2 separate regions of the Homo sapiens genome follow, and region 2 is linked to region 1. Evidence: read pairs that join two places in POLR2A ChIA-PET (ENCODE). Cell type or tissue: OCI-LY7. All regions are shown on one strand.

Region 1 (2,500 bases):
CATCTGGTTACTGTTCCCATGAAGGGCAACCCCGACCTCGGGGCCCTGTACTGGTGGGGGTGGAGGGAAATGCTGGCAAGGGTTGGGCTCCTGACCCTGCTGCTGCTGCCCGGGCTGGACTCCCACAGGACCCTAAGGCCAGCAGGAGGGGGCTGGGAAGTCCCACAGAGGGACTGCCCCGCACAGGGCCGGGGCAGCCTGGACAAAGCCGGTGTGGTGACAGGCCAAACCGACGCAAAAGGTTAGTCCACCCTGCTGGTCTCTCCAAGGCATCAGGGTCCGTGGGAGGAGGAGGTGTCCGGCACTCCGCAGGTATCTGTGCTTCACACAGGTCTAATGGGGGAGAGCCTGGGCCTGCCTGAAGCTGCCTTGGGGACAAGAGAGGGCAGAAGCCCCACTTGCTCGATCACCGGAATGAAAGGCTGGCACTCAGGAGCACGGAACAAGGAGACGCCTGGAATGAGGCCCCAGCAGGAGTGGCTGCTTGGAGTCCTGGCTCCTTCTCCGCTACCCAGTGGGCAAACAGAACCGCAGCTTTAGGGTGTGGGCAGGCAGAGTCCTGGCTGGGACTCCAGGAGGCCTCGAGCCCCCGCTGACCCTCAGGCCCCGCTGGCCCCAGATGGTCGGGGGTGGAGCTCTGGCTTATCTCTCCAGCTGCCCAGTTCCCTGCCACTTTATCATGGAGGGTGAGAGGGTGTCAGAGCTCAGAACTCCCACCCCAGCCTCCCCGTGGGACAGGACCCAGGTGCTGGGGGAGAACAGACCTCGGGAGCAGCCAGGAGTCCTCGGTCCTGGGAGGGTTTAAAAGCCAGGGGGCCGTCTCGACCTCAGTCTGACCTTCCCTCCCGGCAGCAGCATGCGGGGGTTGCTGGTGTTGAGTGTCCTGTTGGGGGCTGTCTTTGGCAAGGAGGACTTTGTGGGGTAGGGATGTGGAGAGGAGGGGGTGCCCTCTGAGGGTGATGGGGAGGACTCAGCCCCCAACCAGTAGAGGAGACAGACAGACAGATACATGGCAACACAGCCAGAGAGGATGGCCTGGCACCACCTGGGACAGCTGGCAGATAAGCAACCAGGGTTGGGAAGAGGTTGTGTCTCCCAAGACAGTCTCCTGAGCCCTGGAGAAACCTGAGCTCTGAGGAGGAGTTTTCAGGAGAGGAGAAAGGAGGAGGCCTGGCTGGCTTGGAACAGAGAAATAGTCCAAACTGGGATTGAGATAGTAACAGCGTCTAGAAGTTTCTAAAGATGGGGAGAGAAGAGGTGAGGGAGCCCAGGCCTCTCCTTGTTGAGACCCTTGGTGCTGTCCCCTGCCCAGCCCAGAGGACGAGGCCCAGTCTGGGGATTCTGGGCTGCTGCCTCCCTCCTGCACCTGGGGAGTGCTTGTGGCCAGGGCAGGTGCAGCTTGGGTGCTCACTCCCCACTCCCACTCTGCCCAGGCATCAGGTGCTCCGAATCTCTGTAGCCGATGAGGCCCAGGTACAGAAGGTGAAGGAGCTGGAGGACCTGGAGCACCTGCAGGTCAGAAGAGGGGAGAAGGGCTCTCTGAGGCCCCAGGGTATCAGCTGGGGCCACCCCAGGTCCCCAGCGGCCAACTGTGCCTGGGCTGTCTCCACCCAACAAGGAGACATGGAATTGACTCTGTTAGGAAGCGACTTCAAGCCCCCAGCTCCAGAGCCTTGCTGCCCTTGAGCACCTGGGCAAGGGGCCGGGCCCCTTTCCAGTTCCTCCCTCTGCCTTGCTGTCTCAAAGGCCCCTCACTCTGCTCCTGGGCCATTTCCCTGACCACACTGGACTCTCCAGTCCCCAGGGTTTCCCCGTATTTCTCTGGCCCTATTACCCCTGACCTATCCCCAATTATATGAGAACTTCTGGCACCAACAGCCCCTCCCACGCAGGCCCTGTCCCTGCCTGCTGTCCTGGCTGGTGCCCCCAGCCCGCTGTGACCGTGCCGGCTCTTGTCCTCCCCAGCTGGACTTCTGGCGGGGGCCTGCCCACCCTGGCTCCCCCATCGACGTCCGAGTGCCCTTCCCCAGCATCCAGGCGGTCAAGATCTTTCTGGAGTCCCACGGCATCAGCTATGAGACCATGATCGAGGACGTGCAGTCGCTGCTGGACGAGGAGCAGGAGCAGATGTTCGCCTTCCGGTCCCGGGCGCGCTCCACCGACACTTTTAACTACGCCACCTACCACACCCTGGAGGAGGTGAGGGCGCCCCTAGCGGCCGCTCCCTGCAGCCACCAGCTCTTCATCATGGCTGGTAGAACGCGGTAGGGCCAAGGCCAGGGCCAGCCTGGGTGTGCGCAGCGCCTGCTCTGTTTCCATGTGGCCTGTGTGGTCGTAGCTCCATTGCAGGGCTCGCAGCAGGCTGGGACGGTGGGGCTGCTAAGGGAAGCATCTGGGTGCCCAGAAGCTATTAAGGCCAGTGGTCTCTTCTTTCACACCTCAGATCTATGACTTCCTGGACCTGCTGGTGGCGGAGAACCCGCACCTTGTCAGCAAGATC
Region 2 (2,500 bases), 300 kb before region 1:
AATTTTTGTCCTTTGATCTATTATTGTGGTAGATTGTATTAATGGATTTATTGTTACTGAACCATTCTTGTGTTCCTGAATTAACTTACTTTGTCGTGGTGTATTAGTATTTTAAACGTACTGCTGGGTTCTGTTTGCTAAACTTTACTTAGAAATTTTGCATCACTCCTCATAGGCGTTTTCATTTTCCTTTCTGTTTTTTTTATTGTGTTATTTTTGTTTCCACTTTTATAAAACTATTTCAAAGCTTGCCTGCCTGCCTGCCTTCCTGCCTTCCTTCCTTCCTTCCTTTTTCCTTCCCTCCCTCCCCCTCCCCTACCTCCTCCCTTCCCACACCTCCTCCCTCCCTTGCTTCCTTACTCCCTTGCTCCCTGCCTCCCTTTCTCGCTTCCTCCTTCCCTCCCTTCCTCCCTTTCTTCCTCCCTCCCTCCCTTCCTCCCTTTCTTCCTCCCTCCCTCCCTTCCTCCCTTTCTCGCTTCCTCCTTCCCTCCCTTCCTCCCTTTCTTCCTCCCTCCCTCCCTCTGTCGCCCAGGTTGGAGTGCAGTGGTGCAATCATAGTTCACTGCAGCCTTGAATTCCTGGGCACATGCCAACCTCTTGCTTTAGCCTCCTAAGTAGCTAGGACTACAGGCGTGCACCACCACACCCAGCTTATTTTTAATTTTTTTGTAGAGATAAGGCCTTGCTATGTTGCCTAGGCTGGTTGCAAACTCCTGGCCTCCAGTCATCCTCTCACCTCAGCCTCCCAAAGTACTAGGATTACAGGCATGAGCCACTGTGCCTGGCCCTTCCTTTCTTTTTCTATGCATTTTTTCCCCTCTGTGGTTAAATGGCATTGAAGTTAAAGGTTTTGTGGAATTCCCCATGAAGTCATTTGGACCTCCTCTTTTTTAGGGGGTAGAAGAAGCTCTTAGACAATTATATTGTCCAATTATATCATACTTCTTAGTTTTTTTGAGACAGGGTCTCACACTGTTGCCCAGGCTGGAATGCAGTGGCACAATCATGGGTCACTGCAGCCTCAACCTCCTGGGCTCAAGGGATCCTCCTTCCTTAGCCACCTGAGTAGCTGGGACTACAGGTGTACACCACTACACCTGGCTAATTAAAAAAAATTTTTTTTTTGTAGCAGTGGGGTCTCAATGTTGCCCAGGCTGGTCTTGAATTCCCAAGCTCAAGCAATCCTCCCACCTCGGCCTCCCAAAGTGCTGGGATTATAGGTGTGAGCTACCGTGTGCAGACCAATTATATCATTCTTTGATAGTTGGCTGCTTACAATTTATATCTTTTGGGGGTAGCTTTGATAATTTATGTTATCCTAGAAAATCACCCAGTTCATCCAGATTTTCAAAATTATTTGTGCGAATTGACCAAGGTATTCTTTTATGATTACACAATTATTTCCTGGATTTGCAACTACTCATTATCATTTCTTATTTTGTATTATGTGAGGCTTTGCCCTTTCTTGTTTATAACCGGCTCTTGGATTTTTAAAACTTAGTTCCAATATTTTCTTTTTTTATTAATTTGTTTCTTTCAGTTTTCTTTTTTTTTTTTTTTTTGAGACGGAGTCTCGCTCTGTCACCCAGGCTGGAGTGCAGTGGCGTGATCTTGGCTCACTGCAAACTCTGCCCTCTGGGTTCACGCCATTCTCCTGCCTCAGCCTCCTGAGTAGCTGGGAATATAGGCGCCCGCCACTACACCCGGCTAATTTTTTGTATTTTTAGTAGAGACGGGGTTTCACCGTGTTTAGCCAGGATGGTCTCGATCTCCTGACCTGGTGATCCACCCGCCTCGGCCTCCCAAAGTGCTGGGATTACAGGCGTGAGCCACCGCGCCTGGCCTCTTTTATATATTTTTTTTTGTTTGTTTTTTATTTTTGAGATGGAGTCTCTCCCTTGTCACTCAGGCTGCAGTGCAGTGGCATGATCTTGGCTCACTGCAACCTCTGCCTCCCCGGTTCAAGCTATTCTCCTGTCTCAGCCTCCCCAGTAGCTGGGATTACAGGCGCACGCTGCCACGCCCCACTAATTTTTTGTATTTTAGTAGAGACAGGGTTTCACCGTGTTGCCCAGGCTGGTTTTGAACTCCTGAGCTCAGGCAGTCCACCTGCCTCGGCCTCCCAAAGTGCTGGGATTACAGGCATGAGCCACTGCACCCGGCATTTTGATAATGTTAAGTCTTCTAGGTCTGTGAACATGTTGTATTTCCATTTATTTAGATCTTGAATTTATGTCAACAATGTTTTGGGTTTTCACAGGTCATTTATGTTTTGCCTGCCTTTCTCAATTCTGTCATCTATTAATATGTCCCTTACTATGTTTTCAGTAGTGTCTGGTACTCCTTTGTGCTACTTTCAATGAAGATTTCATTTCTGCGTTGGTTTTATTTTTCCCTTCCATTTCTTTTCTGTTCTCTGTTTATATTTCTTTCTATTGTCTGCCTTTCTAGAGCTAGAGTCTCTTTTCTTTTCTGGACTTGAGACATTAGTTTTTGTAAA

The links. Peaks named below come from ENCODE experiments on the same cell type or tissue, not always from the same donor. Only the 100,000 strongest peaks of a DNase experiment are listed, where the experiment ranks them.
Region 2: POLR2A ChIA-PET joins it to region 1 with 39 read pairs; 3 of 35 experiments call an interaction of 5 or more read pairs at or near these places.

Annotation. Positions count from the first base shown.
Region 1 is chr7:130,379,665-130,382,164 of GRCh38, forward strand. It overlaps CPA1 (carboxypeptidase A1), which reads left to right and starts at 830. Exons shown (of 10, transcript NM_001868.4): 1 at 830-921; 2 at 1,434-1,515; 3 at 1,966-2,199; 4 at 2,444-2,500. The coding sequence starts at 857. RefSeq lists an enhancer at 437-958. In OCI-LY7, no CTCF peak of the experiment used is centred here; no DNase peak of the experiment used is centred here.
Region 2 is chr7:130,079,455-130,081,954 of GRCh38, forward strand. The region is part of intron 1 of KLHDC10 (kelch domain containing 10); the gene reads left to right. Among named protein-coding and RNA genes, the nearest start is that of KLHDC10, 10 kb to the left of the region's middle. In OCI-LY7, no CTCF peak of the experiment used is centred here; no DNase peak of the experiment used is centred here.